Linked DNA regions of Homo sapiens: region 1 is linked to region 2. A link is a loop called in an ENCODE intact Hi-C map of the cell type or tissue named here. Cell type or tissue: heart left ventricle. All regions are shown on one strand. Each heading gives the region's core, and the rest is flanking DNA. Links, peaks and the distances in the headings are about the cores only.

Region 1 (16,397 bases), core at 3,648-11,647, 590 kb before region 2:
ATACACTCTTCACTATGAGCTGAGCAGGGGTGTTGAATAGCATATAGCACCAGGCCCATGTGGCCTTCTCACCATCCTCAGTGTGGGCCTTTCAACTCGATACCATGCTCATCTGATGTGATTATCACAAACCCATACTTAGCAAGAGAGTTCCCAGCCTATAAGTAGATTTATTCTATCTTAAGCCTTGGCTTATATGAGAGAGGTTTTGTGGCATCTGGGAGATGGAGTCATGGAAATTTGATTAAAAAGAAAAAAGGGGGGAATATTGTTTGGTCTGTCCTGTTTTGAGGTGAACAAGGTCTCTAGGAACTTTTTCTTAAAGGCTGTGTGAATCTGTGTTATTTTAGAAACCCTATTTCCTCTTACCCTTCTCACGAACCACGTACTCAAAGATACCGCATATTTGACAATGAAATACCTGGCCCAGAGGAAAGTAACAATGATTTATATTTTCAGAAGAGAAGTGTAGTATTTTGGAGTTAGCTAGATCTATCCCTCCCCGCTTTTTTTTAAACAGATGGAGAAACTGAGTCCTGAAGGATTATAACATCCTTGAAATTATACAAAGAACTGAAGTAGCATCTGGCTTGTCTAGGAGGTCAAGATGAGAAAGACTTCTCCTTGATTGGCTCCCTCTTAAAGAGAAATGCTTTTGCTCAGCATTGCAACTATTGACCTTCTGATTACATCACTCATGATTTTTTAAAAAATGTTAAAACTTACATTGAAAAAATACATATGCCACTTTTAAAATGGAGGCTTTCAGCAGCATTTCGATCTATCCATATGTTATGGTTTGGGCCAAATTAACCAGCCAATTTCAGATCTGTTTTTTTTTTTGGAAAGCTTAGGTATATATTCACTTGAACTTTCTGTCAAATCACAGCTTGAAGAAGCTATCTCCAAACTGCTTTTCATGTACTGGTTAAATTAAGGATGCTTCTCTCAGGCAGAGCTCATGTTCTCCTAATTTGGGCTGGCCATCCTTTCACTGGTGCTCCTCATGCTGTGCCTCCTTCTTATCTGCCTCTGAAGCATCACGCTGCCTGTGACCTTTCTGGTGCCCCTCTGTCTTCAAGTACCTGGGCTCCTGGAGGGCCTGGGTCAGGGCCTGAGTGCTCAGGAGCAGGCGGGAAACCACACCAGAGAGCCCCTCTCTTCCTGCCCACGCCTGGAGAGTCAAGGTCAGCAAATTACCTGGCTAGAAAGCTCCCCTGGGGTCTCTGATCACAGCCAGGGCAGAGAATTCTTGCTATAATGATTGAAGGACTCATCTCTTTGCGGAGAAACTCAGAAAATAACATGGATGATACTAACCTTTACTCAGGGCTCATGTGTGAGGTCGAAGGAGAAGATAAGAGGTTTCCCCGTATTCTTTCATGTGTGTTTATTTGTTAAATATCTGTCTGTTGTGTGCCAGGCTCTGAAACAGTTATTACACACTTCATCTGTACTGCAACACTGTGAGGAAGAGATGATTGGCCTTATTTTAGAAATGAGGCCATAGATACTTAAGAGAGCATTCAAGTCATTTGCCCAAAATCACATTGTAAATGATAGAGAGGATATGCGTTACCTTCCCTTTTCTGATTTCACCAAGCCTATACCAAGAAAAAACATACAGCAAAATGGATGTTGAGTTTGAGATTTCCTTTCTTATTCGTATATCAGTATAAATAACAAATTTGTTTTTCAAGGCATATTTTTCATTTTGCAGAATTTTGGTGTAATAATGACATTGGAAAAATATTTCTGAGGTTCCACTTTATACCAGATCCTGTCTAGGTGCTGGGGATACAGCAGTGAGCATATGCAAAAGTAAGTTATTTTTATCAGGTTCTGAGATAAAACTAGAAAGAAGCTGTATCTGTGCATATTTCATTATGTTCTTTCTTTAATAGCAAGGCATGGAAACATAGAGCCCAAGATTAATTGCTGTTATTTTTCCATTGACTCACAGAATTACTGAACTAACAGGGTACTTTTGAGGTTACTTAGCCAGCTTCTGAGGGTCTGGAGGGAATGCCAACCTAAACCATTCTAGTATTCATCATTTTCAAGGAGGGAGATTCCATGAAGCCTTTGTGGAAGCTGCTGCTTTGGACCCTTGCAGCCTGCTGTGATGATGATAAATTATTTCTGCCCCATCAGAGCTGGATGGAATAAATGTGGTTTTTAAGTTGAATACATGAAAAGCATTTTTAATATCCTAAATTCTATACTTTTATCCAAAATAAGCACCTTTAGAGGTTATGAAATGAGAAGCAGAGTCCCAGGCAGGTGGTCACACACCTGTTTGGTACTGGTGTGTCCGGAATCCTACCCACTGTGATGACAGTGCCTGATAGTTTCTTCTGCCTTTCTATCCCAAAACGATTGGTCAGTTTACCCAAGTTTGCAATGCAGTTTAGAATCTCCCAGGAACATCTCTTCTAGTAGTTGTCTTAGCCATCTTGTAGTTGATTTGACTTTTTTTTTTTTTTTTTGCTTCCAGAAAGCTCTATGCTTCATATGGACTTGCATACCAATTTTTTGTTCATCTGTTGGTCATGATGGTTAGCAGAGCCTGACCTCCTGTTACAATAGAATGATCGGTTCCTGGGCTACAGACTTGAGTCTGTTTTTTTTGTTTTTTAAACCTTCCCATGTGGCAATTTGCCATATGCAAAACTTAAATGGTAGCCAGTTTCACCTCAAGTTTCAGATTCCATCATTGTGTTTGTCCCTTGAAAGTATAGATTATTCCCCATCATGAGAATGCCAGGTGTAGGGGAAACATCTCCTGAAAGAATAGCTTGTCAAACGCTGATAGAAATTTTTCATTAGAAGTCTCCTCATCTGTGAAATAAGGGCATGGGCAGAGAGATTTATGAGGTTACTTTCAGCTTTATGAGTCTGACTAAATGGGGGAAGAATTGCAGCCATTCAGTTGGGTGCCACGACTTTGTTTCCAAACTCAGGCTGACTCCACTCAGGTCCCCTGCCTTGGGTTGGGAATGGCTGGCTTGTTGTTGTCCTGAGGAGCCCATGCCAGAAACCCAAGTCACCTCCTTTGGGGTATCTGAGGGCAGTGTTTTTCAAACTTTTTCTGTGGAAGCTAAATTTTCTTAAAAGAAATAAAGAGTTAAAAAAATATTCCTTGTCACATGTAGGCAGAGACTGTGTCAGCACTTACCCTGTGCCTGGGTATTTGCTTCTTGTACAATGGAGGAATCCCAGAAGGTAGCCTCCCAGCAGGTGGTTCAGAGGGTAGTTGCTGTAGTTGGAGAGAGAGTGGTGAAGTCCCCATGGCCTTCCCTGGCCAGCTTTACTCTTAGACCTGACCCCTCCTCCACCTACCACCCCTGGCCCCACCTCCAGCCACACAGTTCCCAGCTCATTTCATAGAACTAAACATTTCAAATCCTTTGCCCTGGCCAGGCAATAGGAATTTTGATGGCTGTGCTAACCACTGTGCTGTGTGACAACCCGGGCTCTGAAGCTGGGAACCTGAAATTTAACCCATCAGCATCCTCCTCTCAGCTTCCCCCAACCTTAAGCTCCCCTTACCCATTATCTGATTGTTGCCAAGAAGGTTGGGAACCTGTCTGTGACAATCTGGAAGATCCCAGATCAGGTGGTCTCTTCTGGAATTCAAGGAGATCAAGTAACTGAATCAAACTTGAGAATTCAACAAGAACGTCTTGCAGCTCCAATTCCTGAAAAAGCCACAAACTACTGGAACTCACCTAAGATGAAATTGGCAACCTGAATAGTCCTATAACCATTAATAAAACGGGATTCATACTTAAAAATCTCCTGAAAAAGGGATCTTCAGACCCAGATGGTTTCAGTGGTAAATTCCAACATTTAAGGAAGAAATGACAGTCTCTTCTAGAATAAGAGGGAAAACATTCTAACTTATTTTATAAGGCCAACATTACCCTGATACCAATGGCAGTAACAAAACAAAATAATGATGACAAAACTACAGACCAGTATCCTTTATAAACATAGACAACATAAGTTCATCAAAAAATACTAGTAACATCATCCATCAAATTTATAAACATTCCCTTCTTTTAATGTCTGTGGGATCTGTAGTGATATTCCCTCTTTCATTCCTAATATTAGTTAAGTTGTGTTTCCCTTTTATTTTTTATTAGTTTTGCTGGAGTTTTAACAATTGCACTGATATTTTCAAAGAATCAGCTTTTGGTTTCATTTTTTTCTATTGTTTTTCTGCTTTCAATTTCATTGCTTTCTGCTTTTTCTTTCTTGCTTGCTTTGGCTGTATTTTGCTCTTCATTTTCTAACTTATTTAGGTGGAGGCTTAGATTGTTGATTAGAGACCTTCTTTTCTTCTAATATAAACATTTAATGTTGTAAATTTCTCTGTAAGCACTATTTTAGCTGTATCACACAGATTTTGATATATTGTGGTTTTGTTTTTGTTTTTGTTTTTTTTTTTTTTTGAGACAGAGTCTCACTCTGTCACCCAGGCTGGAGTGTAGTGGTGCAATCTTGGATCTCTGCAACATCTGCTTCCCGGGTTCAAGTGATTCTCCTGCCTCAGCCTCCCGAGTAGCTGGGATTACAGGCACCTGCCACCACGCCCAGATAATTTTTGTATTTTTAGTAGAGACAGCATTTCACTATGTTGGCTAGGCTGGTCTGAAACTCCTGACCTCAAGTGATCTGCCCACCTCAGCCTCCCAAAGTGCTGGGATTACAGGCGTGAGCCACTGCACCCGGCCGATATATTGTATTTGCATTTTGTTCAACTCAATGTATTTTTTTCACTTGAGACTTTCCCTTCACTGAAAAATTATTTAGAAGTGTGTTGTATCATTTCCATGTATTGGGAAATTTTCCTTTTCTTTCTGTTGTTGATTGCTAGTTTAATTTTATCATGGCCAGATGACATACTGTGTATTATTTTAATTCTTTTAAATTTATTAAAGGTTTATTCTTTAGAGTATGGTCTATCTCAGTGAATGTACCTTTTTGGCACCAGGGACTGGTTTCATGGAAGACAATTTTTCCATGGATTGGTATGGGGGTGGGAGGGGTGAGGGGGTGGGGGGATGGTTTCGAGATGAAACTGTTCCACCTCAGATCATCAGGCATTAGATTCTCATAAGGAGTGCACAACCTAGATTCCTCGTGTGTGCAGTTCACAATAGGGTTTCCACTCCTATGAGAATCTAATGCGTCTGTTGATCTGACAAAAGGCAAAGCTCAGGTGGTAATGTTCACTCGCCTGCTGCTCACCTACTGCGGTGCAGCCCGTTCTGGTACTGGTCCATGGCCTGGGGGTTGGGGATCCCTGGGTTAGAGTATTTTATAAATATTAAATTTAATTGATTGATGGTGTTTTCTGTCTATTTCTATATATTACTGAGAGAAGAGTGTTGAAGTTTCCAACGACAACTGTAGATTTACCTGTTTCTCCTTTGTATTCTGTCAGTTTTTGGTTTGTGTATTTTGAAGGTCATTTGTTGGGTAGATACGCATTTAGAATTGTCATGTCCACTTGGCAAATTGATACTTTTATTATTATTATGTGATGTTCTTCTTTGTCCCTGGCAATTGTCTTTGTCTTCAAGTCTGCATTGTCTAAATATAGACACTCTACTTTTCTTTTCAACAGCTTGCATGTTACACCTTTTTTCATCCTTCTGCTCTTAACTTACCTGCCTATATTATATTTCAAGTGAGTTTTGGTTGGACAGCATGTAGTTGGTTCATATTTATTTATTCATTCTCACAGTCTCTGCCTTTAATTCTTGTGTTTAGACCATTTCAGTTTAATGTAATAGTTGATATGTTTGGATTTATGCCTTCTGTTTATTCCATTTTTGTTCCTATTTCTCCTATTCTGTGTTTTTTTTTTTTTTTGAGCTATTTGAATATTTCGTAGTTCTTTTTTTGTGTGTGTGCCTGCTTGAGGGATTGCAATATGTATAGTCAACTAGAATCATTCACAGTCAACTTAGAATCACTTCGAATGGACATTTTATCACTTTAAGTGGACTGTAGAAACCTTACCACCATATAGGTTCCTTTGTCCTCCTGCCTTTTGTTATGATATCTGTATTCCACCTTTATTGAAGGATACATTTGCTGGATATAGAATTCTAGATTACAGTTCTTTTCCTTTAATGCTTTAAAAATATTGTGCCACTTCTTTCTTTCCTCCATGGTTTCTGGTGACAAATCTATAACCATTTGACTTTTTGTGCCCCATACTTAGATAATAGGGCATTTTTCTCTCCCTGCTTTCAGGAATGTTTGTTTCATCTCTGGTTTATAGCGTGGTTTTGGGGGGTTTATCCTACATGAGGTTCACTCTGCTTTTCCAAGAATTTGTACGTATATGTGTCTTGTGAAATTTATGAAGTTTTCAGCCATTATTTTGTCAAATATTTTTCCTGTACTGCACGGCATTCTTTCTCTCTTTCTGGGATTTCTATGACACAAATGGCAGACCTTCTCTTATTGTTCTCTGGTCCCCTGAGGCCCTGTTCATTTTTTACTTTAAATATTTTTTCTCTTTCTTGTGCAGAATGGCTAATTTCTATGTATTCATCTTCAAGTTCGCTGACTCTTATATCCATGATGCCATTGAGCCCATCCCATGAGTTTTTTATTTTGGTTATTTTATTGTTCAGTTCTACAGTTTCCAACAGTTCTTCTTTAGATCTTTTGTCTCTTTGCCCAGACTTTCTCTTCCGTAGGTTTCAAGATTGTTTATGATTGGTTGCTGGAGCATTTTTGTAATAACTTGATTTAAAGTTTTTGTCAGTCCAAATGTCTGTCATCTCAGCCTTGGCACCTGTTGATTGTATTTTTCCATGCTGAGTAATTTTGAATTTATCCAGGGCATTTTGAATATTATGTTATGAAACTCTGCATCTTGTCTAAATCCTATGGAGAATGTCAATATTTTTGTTTTAGCAGGCAGTTGATAATGGTTAGGTTCAGAGAACAAGTTCCAACCACCTTCTATGAGCTGTGGTCCTGTGTTAGCATTTGCAGCACCATTTGGATATATCCTGTGTGTGTGCTCCACAGTGGCCGATCTGGGAGCTAGGTCTTCAGTTCTCAAAGTCATTGGTAGACTGTTAGGATGAGGTCAACAAGTGCAAATCTGAGGAGTGACTTGCACGTGGATAAGCAACTTTATGGGGTCTCTTTCTTGAGCTCCTTCCCCTTTGTGCTCTCTCTAGTTCTTTCCAGTTCTATGGGGCTTCTCTTTTGGGCCATTTAGCTAGAAAGCTTGGGCTTTAGTTACTCTATTTTGCCATGTACTTTCACAACTGTGCCCATGTCCCCAGGGTCAAGCCCCTGGAGGACAGAGACACTAAAAACAGTGGGATTTGGCCCTACTTTCTTGGAATCATGGCACTGTTGAATCTAGAGGAAGGTTTTCCTCCCTCAGAGTTCCCTGTCTTGCAGGCTCCCCTTGCTGCTGGCTGCTGTAGCCACTGCAGGGTTACTTGGGGACTGTGGCCTGAGAGAACAGAGAAAAGGAAAAAACAGGGGATTTTTCCCTGTCGTCTGTCAGCACCTAGGGTCTGCCGACAGTGTGTTGAGACCAGGCTTGGGCACACTGGATGAAAAAAGAAGAGGAAACTGTCAGTTGGGTGGTCTTTCATGTTCTAGTCTTCCTTCTTAATGTGCCTGCTCCTGTTTACTTTTCAGAGTCCTCGTATAGCTGCTCCAAGCATTCTTTCTGAGGTTCGTAGTTGCGGCCCTGGGAAAAACAGGGTGGAGTGTGCTGACTATCTATCCTACGTAGAACTGGAACCTCTGTTTGATTTTGAATATGGAGAATAGTATGACTCTAAACAATGGGTGCCTTAATTGCCCCCTTAGTGTCACTCTACCCAACTTTACCTCTTTGCTTGAAAAACCATCCTTAGGATCCACAGACACCTCTTAGGAGGAAGGTGGGGTTAGTGCTGCCAGTTAAAAGCATTACCTTTACCATCTGATGAAACAAAAACTTGCTTCTTGACTCTACAGCTAAAACTAAATTGGGAGTATTTTTTTCTCATTAACCTTTTTATTAAAATGCAAGTTCTTTTTCAAAGATGAGAGTTATACATAGTAAGTCGAAGATTTCTGAAATCCTTTTAGTCCAGCTTAGAAGAGGACCAAGAAGATAATGCTTATGTAAATCTGAATCCAGCAGATACTCTCTCCACTAAATTAAGAGATACTTCTCTCATGAAGAGCTTTGTTGTGCAGATTTTGCAGTGCCACGTTTTCGATTTTGAATGTTGCATATGCTTATAAATCCCGTAGAAGTGATTCTTGTGATAATAGTTTAAAAAACTTAGTGAAAATCAAGAGAACAGGCTTCTATGAAAATCCGAAGTGAAGTTGTGCATGCCTCCCTTAGTAGCTAATGGCCAAATGGTTAAAGGTGTTACCAGGGTGGTGAATGATATTCAAAGACCTGTTGTTCAGGAGGGGTGGGGAGCAGGAAGCTCTGTTGGTGTAAGTGGAGAATGGAATGTTTTAGGGAGCCGGGTTTTGTCATTTCCAGGAGCAGGGCGGGCAGCACGGTGGGAAGGTCTGGCTCCAGCTTGAGCCCACTCACAGGATGTCAGGGGGAAGTGTGACTAAGGTCACGGCCACGCCACGTGGTGGGCCAGCTGGATCCAGAGCAGGGGCCGTTGTGGCCACACATCCTGAGTTTCCATGGTCTAATGCAGTGGGCTTGAAAAAAAAGGGTGGATGCAGGATGCTGGCTGGGACTGTGGAGTGCGTGGGCAGTAAGTCTTAAGTGACAGTGGGTGGAGATTACAGCATTTCATCTGCTTTTCCTTTGACACCTTTTAAAGATACAACCCACAGTTTTCAAGGGTTTATGCCAATGTCTGCTAGAGGGATCTTGCAGTAGATCTTAAACCCTATAGTATTCTTAAGAGCACAAGGAAATTCTTATTTGGGTTCCATTTACAACAAAGGTGGAAATTTAAAACTAGGCTGAGAATTTGAAATGCTGTTCACATTAAGCAGTTTATTAGGGGGTTATTTTGAAATCGTTCTTAAGTAATTTTAAGATGTTTCCACATCTCAAAAGGATACATACATTTTTCTTCAGTTTTCTTTGGAGAATGTCTGTTCAGGATGTTTAGCAGGTTGGGTTTCAGAATTTCAGCGGCTTTATGGTGCTGTCATCCAGTTCGACAGATTGAATTTGCACGTAGAGGAAATGGAATGTATTTTTAATCACCGGAATGTATTGTACCTAACGAACATGGGAGAGTGTATGTCAGGTTTCAGCTGTGATTAATATTTTGCTGCTGATTTCTCAACTATGTGGCATGCTTACACTCTGCCTCTACTTGAACAATATCTAGTATTTCCTGATTATAACAATGGAAAAAAGTCTTAGAAAATCAGTCTAGAATTCTTATCCTTAGTCCATTAAAACTTGAGAAGGTCCTGAGCCAAATTCCTTAACTTTGAAAGAAAATTTATTATTAAAAGTTATAGGGTCCTAATCTCACTCCCCCCAACAAATTATGTAAAAAAAAAAAAATACTTGAAGGAATGAAGAAAGGGATTTTCTTCAGATTACTAAGTAGTTTGAAATCAAACCATTTGAGTTCAAGAATCACCATAGAAACTTGGGTGGGAGGCTATAAGTACTGTGGGGTATATGGGGTGTTATTATTAGACACCATTGTTGAAGGTGCTGTGTTTTTAAGACCATGCCTGGCAAGAATTCATCGAAGTGTAGAAAGTATTTCCTTTAATGTGCTACTTATTTATTTAGTTCAGTTGCTCTTCCTAAGAATTAAGAATTGCATTCCTCTTATGGAGAGAAAGTAAAGAGAATCAGAACCTTTAGTTATATTATTTTGAATATAATGTCATATTCAAAATATATATGCATGCCTTTGAAATCAGGTGCCTAGAAGGGACAGGTATTTGCTTCAGAAGTTATGAATTCCTTAACAGAAAGGGAAAGTGGGAACCAACATTTCTTAAATGCCTCTTATGTGCCCTCCTGGAAGCAGATTATCCATTCTGCTTATGGTTTCTTTTAAGTTGCATAACTGTTCATTGAAGTAAATTTATTGGTACGAAAACAAATTCATAGGTTGGTGAGTTTGACTTTTGTTGGGTGGAGGATGATAAGAAGGAATGGGTGCACAGATTGGCGTGTTTGGGGACTTAAAGCAGTGGTTCTCAACTGAGGGTGACTTTGTCCCTCTGAGGGCATTTGGCAATGTCTGCATACTGTTTTGGGTTTTGGTTGAGGAGGGGAGATGCTACTGGCATGTAGTGAGTGAAGGCCAGTAATGGAGCCTACATACCCTAGTGCCTTATGATGCGCAGGATCCCCGCCCCCCCGGAACTTTCCCACCAACCAAGAGTGTTCTGACCCCATATGGCCACAGTGCTGACATTGAGCAACAAATGGCTTAAAATTAACACAGAAAAGAAATGAAAACCAAAGTCCTCCCTGCTGCATTCACTCGTATGGAAGATACATGTCAATTTAGCCTGATTCACTCATTCCTGCAAATAGGTATGTCTAAATATTACTTCTAGACATCTCAAGGAATAGAAACTATAGCTTACTAACAAAAAGGTTTTACATGTGGTTTCAGAGATTCATTGTTTTTTAGGTTTTCACTTTTAGGATATACTTCTTTTTCTCAAGCCTAAATTTCTATAGTGTCATTTTGGCCTCTTCCATTTCCAGTTGAGCTTTCTGTCATGGAGGTAGTAATTAGCTGGTAGCCATTCTGCATGAAGTATTCTTTGTCCAAGTTCTGTAGAGGCTGCTATTAAATTGCCCCTGAGCTTTAGATAGCATCGACACAGTAAGGAGTGCTACAGTGTATTAACATTATTTGCATCCTTACTAAACATATAAAGATAGTGGGGTGGCAAAGACAGAATATAATGCTCCCTAAGAATACTGCCTTGTTGGCATCCAATGGCATTATATGGGGTTCTTGTTAATAAAACACTTAAAGGTCTATTTTTACATGTTTAGATTGTGCCTCAGGACTTGAGTTTGAGTTGTGAAATGCTTAGCAGTTAGCTGTGCTCCCATCTGCCATCCCAACCTTGCAAAAGGGAACAGAACCATGGTATCTGGGGCAATACATCATTCTTAGACATTTCTGGTGACTTATCATCAAATGTCAGGGCACTAAAATCAATGAAGAGATGGGGTAGAGCTGGTACGAGAGAAGAAACCTGGAAAGCAGAGAAAGGGAAGGTTTGTGAAGAATGGCACAGTAGGGAAGAGTGTAAAACAAACCAACAGTGATTGATTCCACATGCCAGAAATCCTTTTAAGCACCTAGCTAGGGAGCACCACATTGCTTTAGGCAGTAGGGATGCAGTAGAGAAGGTGAGGCAAGGACCTGGCCCTGGTACGGAGCTTATATTCTAGATGGATGAAATCTTAATAGAAGGTAACTGTGGTAAGTGAATGAAGGAGATGAAGCTATGATGTGGGAGCATTAACAAGGAGTGGGCTGTGTGAGGAACCTGAAGAAATTTGAGACGAGAGAACAGAAGGGATTTAGCTAGAACTGGAGGGGCAGGTAGAGGGAACAGCAAATAGAACAATCCTGGCTGCTGATTTTATAAAATGAAACATTTTATCACAGTCCTAAGAGAAGCCTACATGTCTGCTTCTCAGTTTTAATTGTGACATGTGCTTTAGTTACCTGGAAAATCACTGCCTTCTTAAAATTATATTTTAAAAAGATGCCACCACCATCTCTACCAAAAAAAAAGTATATGAGGGTATAAAATATCATGAATTGGTAATATATTTTCAATTATAAGCCCTAAAGTTCAATATTTAAAAATGCAGCTCTCCCCCCATACCTTTTTAAAAAATGTGGAGTTGTAGATATACAGATTTTTGTTGTTGCGGTTCATTGAATATTAGCCTTTACCACTCTTTTTGGTACCTTCTCTCACCTCAGGAAGTTAAAAAAAGATCAATAGGAAAATAGATAAGCAATTGAATATGTAAATATTGGCCTGAAAATATTTACATATTCAATTGCTTATCTATTTTCCTATTGATCTTTTTTTTAACTTCCTGAGGTCAGAGAAGGTACCAAAAAGAGTGGTAAGTAGCTTTCACTCAGGGTCTTTTTTGTTTGTTTGTTTTCCTTGAATTTTAATCTCTCAAAAGGACCTTGTACAATTTTTCTCATTGTGGTTTAAAAAAATTTGCCATAAAACTAATCATCTTACCCATTTTAAGTGTACAGTACAATAGTGTTAAGTGTATATGTACCTTGTCGCACACAATTTTTTTTGACTTGGCCTGAGTTACAATCTTATATGTGCTTCTAACAGGGTGACTCTGAGTGAGGCATTTAGGAGGGAGAAAAAACAATGTGGAGGGGCCGGATGAAACAAGATTAGCACAATGAGGATAACTTTTGAAATGGCTTTTTTTTTTTTTTTGAGACGGAGTCTCACTCTGTCACCCAGGCTGGAGTACAGTGGTGCGGTCTCGGCTCCCTGCAACTTCCACTTTCCAGGCTCAGGCGATCCTCCCACCTCAGCCTCCCAAGTAGCTGGGACTACAGTGGCGTACCACCACGCCTGGGTAATTTTTATATTTTTAGTGGAGGTGGGATTTTACCATGTTGGCCAGGCTGGTCTCGAACTCCTGACTTCAAGTGATCCACCCACCTCGGCCTTCCAAAGTGCTGGGATTACAAATATATATATTTTAAAGGCAGCAGAAATAGACAAAACTCAATCTTATTTCAGGACTACAGTTGGTGTTCTTAAAAGGTCAGAGGAAGAGCTGAATATATCTAGAGGTCAAGTACAGCAGCCTGCAGGGTATGGGGCCAGTTCAGGATGGAGTGTAGAAGCAGTATTTGAGGAAGGGCACAGATAGAAATTCCTGATCCAGCTAGATTTGGCTCTCATAAACCCTCCAGTGAAGGGCCGTTTCCTGTGAAGCCTGTCTCTTGCTCATTGCTGTCAGCCCCATTTCCTCTAAAAGTTGGCCCACACCTTCCATTGTCCTTTATGGCCTCTGGATACAGCACCATCTCCACACAACACATCTGTTGCGTTCTCTCAGCAAGATGATCAAGAATTTCTTTACTTACTTCGGCAAGTATAGGATCTGCTCATTTCTGGGACACTTTGGTTTTTGCCCTGAACATCTGATTAAGTATCTCTCTTCAGTGGTTGGGTGCCTGCAGCCATCTCTGTATTACCTTTTGAGAGTTGTTTTCATTCTGATGTACAGGATCCACCTCACTCTGTTCATCTCCGAACTACCGACCTCTCCAACCTCACATTTGACTTTCTGTAAACTCCAGCTGGAGCTGCTGAGAGCAGAGACTTGGGATATATCTCAAAAACCTCAAGAATACATTTTGATGTGAGAGTGCCAAAGATGGTCCTAGCAACCCCAGGAGTAGGAAGGCATCACTTTCAGTTCTGATAAGGACCAAGATTCTGAAGGGCAGAAGATGAGAACTCAGGTCTTATCACCTTTCCGAAGGTGGAGATAGATGTAGCGCCCCTTGCCATCCTGATATGGAAGTATGCATATACCCCCTCTCCCCCATTTACTTTGTGATTTTGATATTTTTTCCTCTAGTAAATCCCCAAGTGAGGTCTTTAAAAAACGTGAGAAGGGAAAAGAGGATGAAAAGAATTAGATTGGGATTGAGGTAAACATAACAGCATAACTGAAGAGCTTGAAGAATTGCGATGTGGAGGGCAATAACACTAACCCTGGCACTGTTAATAGTGACTTGGTGAGTAACTTATATGTAGATTTCCTTTTACTTAGAACCTGCTACTCCATCTACCTCTCTTAAGCTGTAGCGTTTCTTTAATGGAGGAGGAAGGAAAGACATTGGCTTACAATTTGCTGCCTAATCTAATATTTGGTTCTCATGCACTGATTTAACAGATATGTATTGAGCACCTACCTTTGTTAGACCTTGAACAAGATACTGGACCCAGTGCAATAGGCAGGATCAACTCAGACCCCTCTTCTAATATAGGAACTGCACACTGGCCTGTAGACATGTTCTCTTTGGTCCACACAGTTATAAACACTGCAGTGTTTTTTTTTCTCTTGAAAAACTGGTTGATTTGGCCCCCTGGACCTGCATCCTCACATGGCAAAGTCAGGGAAGTGGCAGGGGTAAGGGGTTGCTGAGAAATGTCTGCCACGGTCAATAGAGGCACATGTTCTACAACCTTCCCTGGCCTCTGTCTCTCATCGTGTTAGCTATTTTTGTCCTTGGTGGAATCTTGGTTGGGATTCCTCCATCTTCACATGCTTCTCTTCACAGGGATCATCCTGTGGGCTGGGGAGCCTGGGATGAGAGCTGGGACAGAAGCTGAGTTGGGATGGGAAGTGTGGCTCCCTGCTGCTCTCCCTATGAGTGGGCGATGCCCCAGAGCTCTGCCCCTGAGCAGTGCCCCTGAGCTATGCCCTTCGTCGAGCCCTTCCCAGGCCACTGCTGCACAGCTTTTTGGCTGCGCAGTTGCTTTGTACTCTTCGGGATTAGAATTTCAGAAAGGGGAAGTCATGCCACCAGCTTTTGTAACTCTCCCATCCATGAACTTCTGTTCTTGACAGTTGTGCTCTTTGTTTGTTTGTTGAAGTCCACCTGTGGCATTATTCCTGCCTCCACACCGGTGTCTTGACAGCCCTTCCTTCAGCCCTTCCTGCCTAGGGGACCCTTTCCTTCCTGCTCATGGGAGTGCTGCTCACCTTTGAAAGCACAGCCTGCCTCCCCTTCTTGAAGCCTCTTCTAGCTTCTACCAAAACAATTGACTTTATCTGTTTTACATTTTGGGCTTTCTCATACATTTTCTTTGAAGAAAACATTGCAAAGCTCAAGGTATATAATAATATAAGGCATGTTGTCTTATATTATTCATTGTCTTTCCTAATCTTCATACCTTGTCTCTAAGATTCCATCATGAATTCTGGAGAACAAGGTCTCAGTCCTGTATATTTCTACTGTCCCAGAGCCCAGCCACTGCACTGTAAATCATAAGGTTGAAAATAAATATTTGTTGCAGGAGTGAATTAAAATATTTCCTTCCCTGATTTTCAGAGCACAGAGTTTATAGATGATACAAATTTAAGTTTTTCATACCCTGCGACCACCTCCTTCTATTACTTGCTCCTCTTAAAATGTGTAGTTTTGAAAATGGGAGCCATCTTCTCTTTGTCTTGCTCATCCTTCAGGTTCCTTTCACCTATCTCTTAAGTCTGGGGCTAAAAGTAAAGGACAGGTGGGGACAGGTAGTGACAGGCCTGGCTGGAGCATCTCTGGGAGCTGAGCCACCTGACGTAGGGGGAATGCAGGGGAGGCTGGGCCCTTTGACAAGGTTTAGGGTGGAGACCACAGTCCTCTCAGAAACACTCCGAGGATTCCCAGACTCTCTTGTTAAGAAACTGTACATACAACATGGTGTCTCCCACTGGAGACCTCAAATACCAGGGCAAGGTAAAAAGATGGCTGAACTGGGAATTGGTAGCCCTGATTTACTTGCTAACCCCACTGCCTATTTATTTAACCTTAGGCAAGTCACTAAACTTTTCTAGGTCTGTTTCATCTCATTTTGAGAATTTGATATGGGAGAGCCCTCCCAGCATGATCTCCCTGCTGGTTGTGAATCTCCTCTGACTCAGCAGACAATGCTTTATGTCAGTATTCCTCTGCAGTTTCACAAGAGGGCACTAAGCCTCAGAGGGTGTGAGCATGAAAGGGCCAGAGGCAAACATACAATTTATTTCCAGTCTCTGCCGTATCTTCAAGTGGGATTTTTTGTATTCTAATCTTCACTATAGCTATGTTTTCGTATTTAAACAATTTAAAATTTATTTTTACAAATTACATTATTTATTGTCCTTAGATTTTGTAGTGTAAGTTAAACCCCAAGGATATGGAACATGCCTATCCCCTGGTTTTGTAAATTCCCTGGAGTGTCCGCATGCTACTTATAGCTATATTGTTCGTGGTCAGTTTTAAATTACAAGATGGATGGAGATTATGCCTCATTATAATTATTGCATATGCATATAGCAATTAACTTAACCCCCACCCCATAACCCTATGCAAAAGGTACTGTCCGTTACTCATTTTATAGACGGAAAACTGAAGCACATAGATGTTCAGTGAATTGCACAAAGGTACACAGCTTGTAAATGGTGTAGCTGGGATTAGACCTGGCCAGTCTGTGTTCTTAGCCTCACTCTATAATCCTGCCTCTATGGTAAACTAATTTAGGGAAGCCAATTGATTTTTTTTTCAGATAATGATCTGATAATTTTGGTGTTATTTTTCACACAGCATTTTTAGAATAAATTTTGACGTCGTTTGCAGGCACCTATTTTGCCTAGAGTTCAAGAA
Region 2 (16,397 bases), core at 6,308-14,307:
AAGTACTTGGTTTTAACTTCATATTGCTGAAAGAGGCACTGAAGGGGGTAGGAAAACCCGTCTTGAATTGCTGACACCACCATCCCCATCCCCATGGCAGCAGCCACATGATGTGGAGAGAGAATCTGTGTGCTTAGGGGAGGGAAAATCAGTGACTGTGGGACTTTGCATTGGAACTCAGTCCTGCCAACATCAGGCAGAACTCAGCCAATGCCCACAGAGGAAACATTTAGATCAGCTCTATGCAGAGGGGAACCACCCATCCTAGTGCTCAAAATATGAATTTTGGCAAGCCTCACCACCGTGGGCTAAAGTGCTATGGGATCCTAAATAAACCTGAAATGCTATCTAGGCCACAAGAACTGCGACTCCTAGGCGAATCCTAGTGCTGTGCTGGGCTCGAAGCCAGTGAATGTGGGGGGCATGCAACCTGATGAGACACAGGTTGAGGTGGCTAAGGGAGTGCTTTCGTCACCCCTCCTCCACCTCAAGGCAGTGCAGCTTGTAGTTCCAAAAGAGACCCCTTCCTTCCACTTGAGGAGAGAATAGGGAAGAGTAAATGAGACTTTGCTTTGCAACTTGGATACCACCTCAGCCACAGTAGAATAGAGCACCAAGCAGAGCTGTGAGATTCATTCCAGACCCTAGCTCCCAGATATTTCTGTACACACCCTGGGCCAGAAAGGAACCCACTGCCTTGAAAGGAAGAACCCAGTCCAGGCAAGATTCATCACCATATGACTAAAGAGCCCTTGGGTTCGGAATAACCGAGTGGTAGTGGTAGTAGTGGTAACCAGGTAGTATACGCCGTGGCCCTTGGGTGAGACTCAGACGTGCTGGCTTCAGGTGAGACTTAGCACATTCTCATCTGAGGTGGTTAAGGGGCAAAACTCCTTCTATTTGAGAGAAGTGGAGAGAAGAGTAAGGAGACTTTGTCTTGCATCTTAGGAACCAGCTCAGCCACAGAGAAGTAGAGCACCAAGCAGGCTTTTTAGGGTCACTAATCCAGGTCTTGGCTCTTAGATGGTATGTCTGGACTGACCCTGGACAAGAGAGAAGCCCACTGCCCTGAAGAGTGAGTCCCAGGCCAGGCAGCATTCAGCACAAGCTGATTGAAGAGCCCTTGGCCTTAACTGAATATCAGTGGTACCCTGGCAGTACTTTCTGTGGGCCTGTGATAGTGGTGGACATAGGGATAGACTCCTCTACCTTAGGAAAGGGGAAGAAAGAGTAGGAAGGACTTCATCTTGTGGTTTTTGGTGCCAGTTTAGCTGCAGTATAGTAGAGCACCAGGTAGATTTTTAAGGTTTCTGACTCTGACTCCAGCATCTCTAGATCTTCCTAGGGCCCTGGGAAACTTGCCACCATGAAGGAAAGGACACAAGACTGAATGGCTTCACAAACTGCTGATTGTAGAGACCTAGGACCTTGAGCAAATATAGATGGTAACCAGGTAGTGGTTATAGCGGGCCTTGGGCAAGACCCAGTGCTGAGCTGGCTTCAGGTCTGACCCGGCACAGTCCCAGTGGTATAGTCACAGGAGTGCTTGTGTTACACATCCCTCAGCTCCAGGCAGCTCAGCACAGAGAGAGAAACTCTGTTTGGGAGAAAGTAAGGAAAAAGGACAAGAGTCTCTGGTAATCTAGAGAATTCATCCAGATCTTATCCAAGACCACCAAGGCAGTAACTCTATGAGTCCACAAGAACTACAGCATTACTGGGCTTGGGGTGCCCCCTAATGCAGATATGGCTGCAGTGACCAAAAACTTAGATCACAACACCCAAGTCCCTTCAAAAACCTGGAAAACCTTCCCAAGAACTTCAGGTAAAAATAAGCCCAGACTGTGAAGACTACAATAAATACCTAACTCTTCAATTCCCAGATGCCAAAGAACATCTATAAGCACCAGTACCATTCAGGAAAACATTACTTCATCAAGTGAACTAAATTAGGTGCCAGGGGCCAATTTGGCAGAGACAGAGATATGTGACCTTTTAGACAAAGAATTCAAAATAGCTGTGTTGAGGAAACTCAAAGAAATTCAAGATAACATTCTTGAACATTTCTTTTCAAAGTACCTGGTTTTAACTTCACATTGCTGAAAGAGGCACTGAAGGGGGTAGGAAAATCAGCCTTGAATGGCTTACACCACCACCCCTATCCCCATGGCAGCAGCCACATCATGTGGAGAGAGAATCTGTGTCCTTGGGGGAGGGAACATTTATTTTTAGGGAAGGAAATCAGAATCCTATCAGATAAACTCAACAAAAAAACTGAAATAATTAAAAAAGAATCACGCAGATATTCTAGAGTTGAAAAGTGAAATTGACATGCTGAAGAATGCATCAGAGTCTCTCAACAGCAGACTTGATCAAGCAGAACAAAGAATTAGTGAGCCTGAAGTCAGGCTATTTGAAGATACGCAGTCAGAGGAGACAACAGAAAAAAAGAATTTAAAAAAAGCATGACTACAAATATAGAAATTAGCCTTAAAAGAGCACATCCAAGAGATACTGCCCTTAAAGAGGAAGTAGAGAGAAAGATGGAAATAGAAAGTTTATTCAAACAGATAATAACAGAGAACTTCCCAAACCTAGAGAAATACATCAATATTCAAATACAAGAAGCTTATAGAACACCAAGAAATTTTAATACAAAGAAGACTACCTCAAGTCATTCAATAATTAAACTCTCAAAGGTCAAGGATAAAGAAAGGATCCTAAAAGCAGCAAGGGAAAAGCAACAAATGACATACAATGGAACTCCAATACATCTGGAAGCAGACTTTTCAGTGGAAACCTTGCAGGCCAGAAGGGAGTGGCATGACATATTTAAAGTGCTGAAGGAAAAAACTTTTATCCTAGAATAGTAATATCCGGTGAAAATGTCCTTCAAACATAAAGGAGAAATAAAGATTTTCCCAGACAAACAAAAGCTAAAAGATTTCATCAACACCAAGCCTGTCCTACAAGAAATGCTAAAGGGAGCTCTTCAAGCAAAAGAAAAGAACATTAATGAGCAATAAGAAATCATCTGAAGGTATGAAACTCACTGGTAATAATAAGTACATAGAAAAACACAGAATATTATAACACTGTAATTGTGGTGTGTAAACTCATATTTTAAGTAGAAAGGCAAAAACATAAACTGATCAAAAATAATAACTACAACAATTTTTCAAGATGTAGTACAATAAGATATAAATTGAAACAACAAAAAGTTAAAAAGCAGGGAGACAGAGTTGTGTAGAGTTTTTATTAGTTTTGTTTTTGTTTGTTTGTTTATGCTATCAGTGTTAAGTTGTCATTGGTTTAAAATAACGGGTTATAAGATGTTCTTTGCAACCCTCATGGTAACCCCAAACCAAAAAACATACAACAAATACACAAAAAATAAAAAGCAAGAAATTAAAACATACCACCAGAGAAAATTACCTTCACTAAAAGGAAGACAGGGAGGAAAGAAAGAAGAGAAGACCACAAAACAATCAGAAAAAAATTAATAAAATGACAGGAGTAAGTCCTTACTTATCAATAATAACACTGAATGTAAATAGTGTAAATTCTCCAATCAAAAGTTATAGAGCAGGTGAATGAATAGAAAAACAAGACCCAATGATCTATTGCCCACAAGAAACACACTTCACCTATAAAGACACACATAGACTGAAAATAAAGGGATGGAAACAGATATTCCATGCAAATGGAAAACAAACAAGAGCAAGAGTACCTATACTTATATCAGACAAAATAGATTTCAGGTCAAACACAATAAGAAAAGACAAAGAAGGTCATTATATAATGATAAAGGGGTCAATTTAGCAATTTTAAATATATGTGCACCCAACACTAGAGCACCCAGATATAGAAAGCAAATAATAGCCAAAACTATCCTGGGCAAAAAGAATAAAACCGGAGGAATCATATTACCTGACTTCAAATTATACTACAGAGCTATAGTAACCAAAACAGCATGGTACCGGCAGAAAAACAGACACATAGAACAATGGAACACAACAGAGAATGCAGAAACAAATCCACACATCTACAGTAAACTCACTTTAGACAAAGGTGCCAAAAACATACATTGGAGAAAGGACAATCTCTTCAATAAATGGTGCTGTGAAAATTGGATATCCATATGCAGAAGAATGAAACTAGACCCCTATCTCTCGTTGTATGTCAAAATCAAATCAAAATGGATTAAAGACTTAAATCTAAGACCTCAAACCATGAAGCTACTACAAGAAAACATTGGGGAAAATCTCCAGGACATTGGACTGGGCAAAGATTTCTTGTATAATACCCCACAAGCACAGGCAACCAAAGCAAAAAATGGGCAAATGGGATCACATCAAGTTAAAAAACTTTTGCACAGCAAAGGAAACTATTAACAAAGTGAAGAGACAACCCACAGAATGGGAGAAAATATTTGCAAACTATTTATCTGACAAAGAATTAATAATCAGAATATATAAGGAGTTCAAACAACTCTATAGAAAAAAATTCTAATAATCTGATTATTTAAATGGGCAAAAGATTTGAGCAGACATTTCTCAAAAAAAAAAATGTAGAGATGGAAAACAGGTTTATGAAAAGGTGCTCAACTACAGTGAGATATTTTCTCACCCCAGTTAAAATGGCTTTTATCCAAAAGTCAGGCAATAACAAATGCTAGAGAAAATGTGGAGAAAAGGGAACCCACATACACTGTTAGTGGGAAGGTAAATTAGTACAACCACTATGGAGAACAGTTTGGAGGTTCCTCAAAAAACTAAAAATTGAGTTACCATGTGGTTCAGCAATTGCACTATATACCCTAACAGGGTATATACTCAAAAGAAAGGAAATCAGTATATCAGAGCGGTATCTGTACTCTCAGGTTTACTGTAGCACTATTCACAATAGCCAAGATTTGGAAGCAACCTAAGTGTCCATCAACAGACAAATGGATAAAGAAAATGTGGTACATGCACACAGTGGAATACTATTCAGCCATTAAAAATAATGAGATCCTGTCATTTGCATCAACACAGATGGAACTGGAGATCATTATGTTAAGTGAAATAAGCCAGGCATAGAAAGACAAAATTCACTTGTTCTCACTTATTTGTGGGAATCTAAAAATAAAATCAGTTGAATTCATGGAGATAGAGAGTAGAAGGATGGTTACCAGATAGAAAGGGTAGAAGTATGGAAAGGAAGGATGGAAAGTAGAAGGACGGAAAGTAGAAGGACGGAAAGGGTAGTGAGGGTGTCGGGGGAGGGGAAGTGGGGATGGTTAATGGGTACAAAAAATAGTTACAAAGAATGAATAAGATCTAGTATTTGGTAGCACAACAGGGTGACTACAGTCAATAATAATGTAATTGAACATTTTTAAATAACTGAAAAAGTATAATTAGATTGTAACACAAAGAATACATGCTTGAAGGGATGGATACCCCATTCACCCTTATATGATTATTACACATTATATGCCTGTATCAAAATATCCCATATACCCCATAAATATATATACCTACTATGTGCCCACAAAAATTAAAAATTAAAAAAAACAATGAATTGGGTAAATGTAAATGAAATAAAAGTCTATAAACTTCAAAAATAATTATGTTTTATGAAATATGTCTACTAAAAATTGTTCCAAAAATCTTTTTTTGTAACTTGAAATCTTTTTTTCTAATTTTTTTTTTTTTATTTTGAGATGGAGTCTTGCTCTGTCTCCCAGGCTGGAGTGCAGTGGCGTGACCTCAGCTCACTGCAACCTCCACCGCCTCTGGGGTTCAAGCAATTCTCCCGTCTCAGCCTCCTAAGTAGATGGGACTACAGGTGCATGCCACCATGCCTGGCTACTTTTTGTATTTTTAGTAGAGACGGGGTTTCACCATAATGGGCTGGTCTCAAACTCCTGACCTCAGGTGATCCACCTGCCTCCGCTTCCCAAAGTGCTGAGATTACAGGCATGAGCCACCACACCCGGCCGGTAACTTGAAATCTTAAAGTTATGCTATGTTCAATTAAGTAATAAATATTCAATAAATATTGAAGCCATTTCTGAGTAAGTTAAAACATTAAAACATTAACTGCTGAACATAAGATTAAAGTATATATACTTTGGCGTCTTGTTTTTATACAGTATAGAGAAGCTAAATATATTTGGGTCTGCTAATAAACATGAAAGATTATATATGACATGATGTTTATTTACAAAATGCTGATATGAAACTGTTTATAATGCTTACTAGTTTTCACTAGAAATTAAGGTTACTAAGAATTTAAAATTCTAATTAATATATGTAATTAAAACTTCTAGAAATAATAAGGGCAACAACTGTATATGTGAAGGAAGTAAGGCATGTTTTGTCAAGGAAGTTTAAGTATAAGGGTGTATTTTTGTTAAGAGAAAAAAAAGAATAATTTTTGTCCTAAATTAGAGTGATTAATTGTTCTACAATGGGAGAGAGGAAGAGTATAGGACAAACTAAATTGATATAAGAAAGTATAGACAGTTTAAAATTTGAAAAAGGAACTTCATGTGTTGTCAAGCTCGCTAAAACTGAATGAAATTTATTAGAAGGGTTTTTAAAAATTAGCTTTAATATCAAAAGTACATTGATACAAAGCTAGACACTGGCTTTTTTTCTGTTGAAAGAACAAAGTTTTCTTGGTGAAAGGTTTTTCTTATCTTTTAAGTGATCTACCTTACAAAGATTTGTGTTTTATCAGGATAATTTCTTGTGCTTCGTGTTGTCTTTTACTAGGTCTTTGTTTATATACATATATATAAAAATGAGTATTCTCAACATTAAAAGAGCTAAGTTTTTTTACAGCTATATAACCTTTCTGTATTTGCCTCTCATTGTTTCATAATGACTAATGATCCTATTTAATCAAGTGTTTTAGACTTTTTGATATTTTTTACAAACTTCCCAAAATAAGCTTCTAAATTAAGTCTTTTTGACCTAGAACTAACTTTGGGACATTCCAGAGGACCCCTGTAATGTCTGAAAAGATCTGTGCATAATTTTTGATAGTAGATTGTAGCCATATTTGTTGTTTTTGAGTTTTATTGTCTATTTGTAGACTGGACTGAATTCTGAATTCATCTTTATTCCTCCAATCCAATTTTTTCCCATTTTTCAGACTTGAAATCACTCAGAACAAGATGTGCTCTGTTCCTGAAACCCTGCCAGGCAGTTATAGACAACTTGATGTGACTTCTGAGGACAACCCTTATGCCTGATATGTGGACCACTCAGGAAGATCATTGAAACCCTCAGTACCATAACCAGAGACATTCAAACTGCAAACCAGAAAAATATGTTTCAAGCTCAAATCTAGCAATCTTGTTAACTAAATTTCCTCTGGACTCAGACTGAATTTATAGTTTGCTCTAGTCATTGACCTTTGGTTTTCTTTTGTTTCTCTAGAAATGTTAGTTGAGTTGGTTTGTGAGGACCTTGGCTAAGGAACATACTGCAGTCTTTCAGTATTATCCTCCTGGTAGTCATCATAATCTCCCTGGTGAACTACATTCACTTGAGGGTCTTAAATGTGTGTTCACAGTCATCAACGGTATGCCAGATGATCTCACTGTAATTAGAGCAACAAAAATGAGATGAACAACAAAAGGAATCTTTCCTCAATGAGCTTGATGTTGTGACTTATGAGTTTCACACTGAGACAAGGACAACTTAGCCATGATGGTCACAGAGAGTGGAGCTTATGCCCAAGTTTTAGTCAATATCTCTTAAATGAGAGGCTGATCAAAAAGGATGAATTATGTTTTAAAATTCTAATTGGAAGGCCATTAGACTGAGGTGGCTCTGGCACTTTAAATTCCTGTGTGAACAAACCAAAGCCTAATGTAAATAGTAAATTTAAACTAGAAATTGTACCAATCAAAAAAATCACCAATTAATCTCTAACTAGGGACTTTCCACTCTAACCAATAAAAATTGTTTTCTTTGTCCTGCTTCTGCAAACACTATAAAAGTTTCCTTTCTTGCCCCTCCCAGCAGAATGTTTGCAGTCTGATACTGCCCTGATTCATGAATCGCTGAATATTCAAATAAACTCTTTAAAATTTAAATGTGCTTAAGTTTTTCTTTTATCACACCTGACACCAAAAGCATGATTCAAAAAGAAAAAATTAACAAATTGGACTTCAAAATCAAAACTTTCACTCTGCAGAAGACTCTGTTAAAAGAATAAAAGACAAGTTAGCCCTGGGGAGAAAATATTTGCAAGCCACATATCCAACAGAGGACTCGGATCTAGAATATATAAACAAGCGTCAAAACTCACCAATAAAAAGCAAACATGACCAGACATTTTACTGAGGAAGCTATACAAATGCTAATAAGCACGTGCTTCATCATCAGAAAATTGCCTTTACCTGCTCTTCCCACCAATCTTTAGCAAAACTTGTCAATTGTCCAGAGGCAATCCCCACTCCCTCTTACCTCCCTTTTCCTCACCCCCAGCCCCATCTTCCTATGCACTTTCTCATATTTTCAAACCGTGCCCCGCTCCCCACCTCCACCCTCTCACAGAATGTGAGGCAGCCTGACTTCCCTGATTTGGTTCTCAGAGGTTCTCTCTACTCCCAAATTAGCACTTCCATCTACTCCATGCTGCGGACCTTATCTTGGTATCCTGAGGAAGGCAATCCTGGGGCAGTTAAATCCTACCAAATCCGGCCAAGCCACCCCGAGAAGTGAAGCAAGTTGGTAAAGGAAGAGAAGCTTTCAGGTCTGTGGGAGAGGGATAGACACAGCTGTGTGCTGTCAGAGGGCTCTTTCTGGTGCTCCCCTCATCATGCCACAGAGGCCACCGGGTTCTTTCTGGTCTCTTGTTCTCAGACCAGCAAGAGAAGATGGACTAACCTGAGGTTTTCTCTTCCCTAAGCAGCAAAAAGCTTTCAAATCAGTGCTAAATGTGCCAGTTAATGGCAAGCAAGCTAACCTCTAGTTATTTCACAGGCAAATATGGTAAAAGTGGGGGAAGGAGGGCTGATTAAGGGGCAGGACAAATGACCTAGCACAGAGGGGTCAAAAATTGGGGTGCACGTGTAATCCATAGGGACAGATAAACCTGGAATTAAAACAGTGGAGGGTGGAGGCTTTCAGGATCCTTTGAAACTCCCAGGTGGAACGCAGGTTGGACACACATCCTGCATGGACCTTTCCTGCCCTGCCGGGATATCCTGTGTTTGTCAAAAGGACCACACAGGGAAGCCCTGACAATTGTCCTTCCCGAAATCTGCCAGCGAGCCCCTCCCCAGCCTGAAGCAGCCACCCCCGGCAAAGGAAGAGTAACTCTGGAAACAGCGTTATCAGCATCCTCCACTGACTTCCTCACCTCCTCCCCAGCCTCATTAGCCCCAAGCTCCTCAGCATCCTCAAAGAGAAACCTGGGAGGCTGGGATGGGGTCAGCACCCAGAAGCCAGCCCCCTCTGACAGCTTCCTCTTTGGCCAAGCCCTGCCTCTGTACAGCCTCGAGTGGACAGCCAGAGGCTGCAGCTGGAGCCCAGAGCCCAAGATGGAGCCCCAGCTGGGGCCTGAGGCTGCCGCCCTCCGCCCTGGCTGGCTGGCCCTGCTGCTGTGGGTCTCAGCCCTGAGCTGTTCTTTCTCCTTGCCAGCTTCTTCCCTTTCTTCTCTGGTGCCCCAAGTCAGAACCAGCTACAATTTTGGAAGGACTTTCCTCGGTCTTGATAAATGCAATGCCTGCATCGGGACATCTATTTGCAAGAAGTTCTTTAAAGAAGAAATAAGGTCAGAATATCAATCAAATAACTCTGAATCACAAAATTCTGTTCCCTTCTTGTGAAGATGTCCAGGAATTTGTTGAAAAGGAATCAGGATGTAATATGGGTGGGAGCTGAAACAAATCCATTTAATCAGAGTGGTAATGGTCTGAAGTTGGGGTGGGTAAGAGGGCAAGATGTGAAGCCAAATTCCAGCCCTAAATGCTAAATCCAACATTTCCTTTTGAACTGAAAGCTTGAAGTTTTCTTTCCTATGAATGGAGTAGCCTGGGACTGTTGAGTTTATCAAGTTCATTTCTCACAGTGGGCGGGAAATAAAATTTATAGAAAGCCTACAATGTGACACCTATTTTAAATCATTGTGAGAGTTAATGGTGTTCCCCCATTATTGAGGTGGTAAGCTGAGACATAGCCAGATAAAGTGACTTCAGTGGGGGGAAATGGGTAACTCTGTGAGATGATGGGACCCATTTCACTATATATATGTATCTTACAACATCGTGTTGTATACTTTAAATATACACAATAAAATTTATTTTTTAAAAAAGATTAAGTAACTTGCACAAGGTCACCACCGAATAAGTAGCAGCTGTGGAATTCAAACCAGGACGGTTTGCTCCAAAGTTTCTGAGCCAGCTTTCTGTTGTGAGAGATTGCCTTGATCAGAGGAAAACTGGAGCTTAGTAAATTGCAATGCACATGGCTCTCAGCAAAGAATGGCATCACACTTGGAATTTAAGCCTATCAACACACAGTCCATGAGCCTTTACCACAGCCAAACTCTAGCAGGTACTGGGGTGACAGCAACTATAACTCTGGTCATTGCCTTCCTGGAGGTCAGGACAAGGGGGTCATGTTATAAATAATAATAATAAGGCTTTGTCTGATGCAGGGCAGTGTAAAGGACCTCCAGGAGCTCCATTAATTCCAAATGGGAACTGGGGAAGGGCTTCCCCAGGAGAAGGTATTCTGAGCAAAGCCTTTTAAAGGATGAGCTGAAAAGTAACGGGAAGTGAAGGGCTTAAGGTGGAAGTAACATCTTAAGCAAAGGTGTGGGAAGAAGTGAGAGGTGCTTAGCTAGAGCATGGGGTGTATGTGGAGGCATGACAGAGGAGGAGGTTGAAGGGATATATGGGGCAGGGGGTCTTTAATTGCCATGCCAAGGAATTGGGGCCTTAATCTTGTGGACCAGTGGTTTCCAGTCTTTTTAGTACCAAAGACCCTTTGTCATATATATGCCCTTTCTCCTCCATCTTCCTCAAAGGACCTAACTTACGCTTTTAAGATTTGGTGACCAAACAAAAGGCATTAATTAACAATGATTTTATTTGCAATCTGTATTAATCAAAGACATCTTTGCTTACTCAACCAAATTACTAAATAGAAATAATAGATAGAAATACCAATCAAAAATGTTAAACTTCTTTTGTGAGGTATTTTATGGAGTTGGTGTGGACTTTTCCTATTAAGCCTTTTTAAAGGCATATTAAGCGTTTTTAAAGGCATTTTTGAAAGACCACTGATTGAGGAATCTCTACTGCAGGCCATGCTGAGAGTGTTAGGCTGGGGAGGGGCAACATGAGACCTGTGATTTGGGAAGAGCTCGTGCAAAGTGGACAGGACGGACTGGTGGTGTTGGCAGGGGCTGTGAGACCAGTTGCCATAGTCCAGGACACAAGTCACTGGGAACAAAGTAGAACAGGAAGGATACAGGTCAGTTCAGCTATAGAGTCATCCTGTTGACCAACACTATGCGAGAGGAAATAAATATGCAGATGTTGGATGTGAACTCAAGGTTTTCCGCCTAGGAAAAGAGATAAAGAGGACCAAGAACACAGGTGAAGCAATGCTGATTCCTTGGAGAGAGGCAATAAGAAGGCAGACATATTTTTTAAAAGGAGGGAGAGAAATTTAAGGATTCAACTGAGGAAGAGCTCTAGGATGACTGCATATTCACCAAAGGGCAATAAATGAAGTTTTTCTTACTAGCATTTGGCAGATGCTAGCCAAAATCAGAAAGCATTTCCCTAAATAGGTTTGCATTCCGTTAGAGTCCAGGATATTACTTCATCTCCCTTAGAATTCATGTTCCATGTGCCCGTGAAAGGGAAGTGTGCAGATACAAGCAGGAAAACACCAGGCAGGGCAGATTGGGGTTTATAGCTCTGCACATTGAGAATGGTCATCCTCAGCACAAAGAGGCAGAGAGAGGCAGTCAGTGGGTCTGGGGAGGTGGTCCTGTTTAGAGTCCTTTTCTCTACAATATAAATACCTTTTTTCTTATTATCAAAGTCGTGCCTGTTTATTTTAGTATTTTCAGGAAAGGTTGATTAAAGAAAGCACAAAATAAAATCACATATAATTCTTCCACCAAGAGATCACCCCTTAGTCAACATTTTGTTGCATTTCCTTGCCACCCTTTTTCTAAGTGTGAATTAAGAAATTTTTTAACAAAAATGTGAACATGCTGTGTATACTTTTTGGAAACTACTATTTAACAGTATATCAGGAACATCTTTCCACATTATTAAATGATCTTCCACACACTTTGATTTTTAACAGGTTCATGGTATTCAATTGCATCAATCAACCATAATTTATTTAACTATTTAAGCATAACTTATTTAATTATTTAACTATAATTTATTAAAACCACCACTGTGAAACTAGAGTTTTTTTATTTCATTTTTTGGTATTATAAACAGTTCTATGTCAAACATCCCTGTAGCTATGTTTTGTGCACATGAGTGACGAATTCCTTATGACAAACTCCTAAAAGTGAAATTTCTGGGTCAAAAAGACAAAATTGAAGGAGATATATATATCTAAATGGAGGCTTCTACTTATAAAGCTCACTTCTTGCACACTTACAAATATTTAGTACTTTTTTTTAGTTTGAATTTCTTCTGAGTTGAACCCTTTTTCAGATTTATTGACCATTTGTATTTCTTCTTTGCTAAACTGTCTACAGGTTCACATCCTTTGCCTCTCTTTCTAATGGTGTATTTGTTCGTTGTCTTCTTTTGGATCTCCAAACATTTTCCCACTTTAAAAAAGTGATTACCAGCCAGGCGAGGTGGCTCACACCTGTAATCCCAGCACTTTGGGAGGCCGAGGCGGGCAAATCACGAGGTCAGGAGATCAAGACCATCCTGGCCAACAATGTGAAAACCCGTCTCTACTAAAAATACAAAAATTAGCCGGACATGGCGGCGCACGCCTATAGTCCCAGCTACTCGGGAAGCTGAGGCAGGAGAATTGCTTGAACCCGGGAGGCGGAGGCTGCAGTGAGTTGAGATCACACCACTGTACTCCAGCCTGGGTGAAAGAGCAAGATTCTGTCTCAAAAAAAAAAAAAGTGATTACCATGACACCTTAGGAGAAAGACTCTCTCTCAAAAAAAAAAAAAGGTGATTACTATGACATCTTAGGGGAAAGCCCATCCAAAACTCTCAGTTGTTTGGTTGAAATGCTACAGCCAGGTCCTAGTCCTCACTAAGGACTGGACAATGCTTGCATCTGTTCAGCAACAAATCGTAGATGGGTATCCCAGGCTGGCTGGATATGCTGAACACACATGATTAGCAGATGGACATCACCTCTCCTTTTTTCCTTTATCTTTCCTTTGGCAAGAATGCTAAGGATGAATCACATACTGCCCATACTCAACCATTGACCTTTAAAATTATGAATGTTTTCATTACTAATTTTCCCATGCATTCCATGTTGACTTTTAAATCCTGAATGAAAAGTTAAGGGAAGCTAGGGAAATGAGTAAGTCTGATTGCCATACTCTTCTTACTGACAATATACCTATATATGAAACCCTGAGAAGTCACATCAATTGGTAAGATTCTCCCATGATCTGGTTGGTCAGTATTGTGCGTGCAGGGTGTGGGGGTGGAGAGTAAATAGTGGCAGTACCTCTAATCACAATAATTCCTAGGAGTTCCTAGGCTCTTACCAGGGCTAATGCTTTAATCTCACCTTCCTTACTAGACACACTTGGTCTTATGTACCACCTCCACTATCAAAGTCTAAAAAAAATGTTTAAACACTTCCAACTGAGCAGTGGAGGGCTCACAGTAAAATAACTAAATCGTCAGGCCTGATTTTGCCTTCCCTTCTCCCTTGTCTCTTGTCTGTCTCCTTGCCCTCAGAAGTTGACAATAATTACTGTCTTAACTCACTTCTTCACATCAACTCAGGGGCCTTGGGAAATACAGGGCTCAAGAGCTTATGACAAAAGCATCCATCTACACGTTCAGTCAGCCTTATATGAATCCATGCACCCATCCATCCACCATCCATCCACCCATTCATTCAGGTGACCCTCCATGCATTCTTCTACCCAACCATCACACTGTGCATCCCACCATCCAGCCCTCCATGCATCTCTCTACTCCCTTATCTATCTATACATCTAAATACCCATCCATCCATCCACCTGTAAAGTGTTGAGCACTAACTTGGTACTCTGCTGAACACTGAGTTACAAAGTTAAAAGAGGTCAAATCTTTGCTCTGAAGGAGTTTACTTTCTATTAGGAAGACAAAGAAGTAAATCAGTGGTTAAAATAGAGTATAGGAAATATTTTTAAATGTCTTACACAGGGTATCATGGGAGTGTGTGGGAAGGTCCCAACTGGGGGATGAGGGAGTGAGTTCCAAAGAGGTGCTATCCATCTGGATTTTAAAGGGCTACATTGGGATTTTCCAGACAAGAAAGAGGAAGAAACTGTCTCAGACAAAGGTGTCAGCATATGACAGGTGATTGGAACCTCAGAGGCCTGAAAGAATGTGGTTTATCCAAGGATAGTCAGTGGTTTGGTGAGACCAAAGCAAACTTGTAAGAAGAGCAGCAGGCAATGCAGCAGGCAATGCAGCAGGCAATGCAGCAGGCAGAGCATTGTGAACCAAGCTCTAAGCTTAACTAAGGAGCTCTAAGCTTAACTAAGTTTAAGCTCTAAGTTAAATTAAGGAGCATGAACTGTAGCCTGAGAGCTTTGGAAAGGTACTAAATGGGTTAAAGGTTCAGTGCAGAGCTATGGGATGAAGAAGAGGGAAGGGAGGAAAAACTATTTAGAAAGGCATATCTACAGGCTTTATGTTTGACCAGATGCAAGCATGAGAAGAATGCACGAGAAGAGGGCATTTTATTCTAATTCCAAAGCTGTTGCTCTCCTCTACACCCCCACCCTATGTTGAGGGACTTGGGGGGATTGGACCACATGGCCTTGTTGCTTTTTTCCAGCTCTGAGAAACTGTAATTCTGCTTGTCCATCTTTCAACACAATCAGGAACTTGGCCAGCCTCACTTCAGTCAGGCCCATGATCTCAATTTAGAAGGAAGATGAGAATGCTGTCTCTGTTTTGTGGTTGTCCAAATTCCAGGATAGTAACATTTTAGTGAATAAAAAGCACTGACATTTTCTCACTGACATTCTTCTATTTAATAAAGTAGGTAGTCAACACTGTAAGAGTATACATTTTTCCCATTCAATGCAATAAATTTATTACCATTTTGAATAAGGGGAGAAGTGCATCCTGCAATCTTGTTTGTCTCAATTAGTCCTTATGGAATGCCTCAAGCCATCACTGAACCTGCCCAGGCACTCATTACAAGTCATCTGCCAAGGCAGTGCTGTCGTCTCAGCGGAGCCTCCTTAGGAGGTGGGGACAGAAAAAAAGGACAATGAACTTGTCTCACAGGGCAAGAAATCTCTTCCCACACCACCCCCACCAACTGGGAGAACAGGAGCCCTGAGACCTGCCCTCCTCTACCACTAATTGTCTGTGAGTCTTCAGAAAGGTCACATATATATTCTGCTTTCAATTTTATCTTTTCAATTTTCTCATCCTTTTCAATTCTCTTTTCAATTTTCTCATCCTCAAAACAAGATGGGGAAGGGACAAAATAATCTTCAAGGATCCTGCCACCTATAACCCCTAATAATGTTACCAATCTGTTTCTATGAGCTAATTCATAAAATGGGTGATAAAGGAATAAGCAACCACAAAGTGGTGAAGGAAACAAAATGAAGATTAATGGGACCAAGTGCGGTGGCTCACTCCTGTAATCCCAGCACTTTGGGAGGCTGAGGCGGGTGGATCACTTGAAGACAGGAGTTTGAGTCCAGCCTGGCCAACATGGTGAAACCCCGTCTCTACTAAAAATACAAAAATTAGCCATCCATGGTGGCGTGTGCCTGTAATCCCAGCTACTCAGGAGGCTGAGGCAGAAGAATCGCTTAAACCCAGGAGGTGGAGGTTGCAGTGAACCAAGACTGCGCCACTGCACTCTAGTCTGGGTGACAGAGCAAGACTCTCTCTCAAAAAAAAAAAATTAATGGGTTCCTTGGGGTTGGGTATGGAGGTCCAGTGGTGTCCCCACTGCAAGCCCTGGAGCCTTGAATGCCACTTCCTCCAATTCTTGGTCATGTGACCTTGGGCAAATGACATAATCACTCTGTGCCTCAGTTTCCTCATCTGTATGTTAACAATAGTATCAGCCTCATAGGTTTATTGAAACAATTAAATGAATCTGTACATATAAAGTGTTTAGTAAAGTGACTGGCACACTTAAGTGTTTCACAAATGCGTGTTACTCTTATCGTTATCTAAA

What was found. A loop is a pair of places that touch in the nucleus more often than their neighbours do. Peaks named below come from ENCODE experiments on the same cell type or tissue, not always from the same donor. Only the 100,000 strongest peaks of a DNase experiment are listed, where the experiment ranks them.
Region 1: it touches region 2 in a loop (7-fold over the local background); 3 of 110 quality-filtered maps call a loop at or near these places.

What each region holds. Positions count from the first base shown.
Region 1 is chrX:45,781,374-45,797,770 of GRCh38, reverse strand. No RefSeq gene overlaps it. Among named protein-coding and RNA genes, the nearest start is that of MIR222HG, 19 kb to the right of the region's middle. RefSeq lists an enhancer at 11,000-11,546. In heart left ventricle, for the core only: no CTCF peak of the experiment used is centred there; a DNase peak (open chromatin) is centred at 8,610; H3K27ac peaks cover 1,481 bases.
Region 2 is chrX:45,193,977-45,210,373 of GRCh38, reverse strand. It overlaps DIPK2B (divergent protein kinase domain 2B), which reads left to right and starts at 9,498. Exons shown (of 5, transcript NM_176819.4): 1 at 9,498-9,780. The coding sequence starts at 9,548. In heart left ventricle, for the core only: no CTCF peak of the experiment used is centred there; DNase peaks (open chromatin) are centred at 9,293 and 9,383; H3K4me3 peaks cover 3,666 bases; H3K27ac peaks cover 5,549 bases.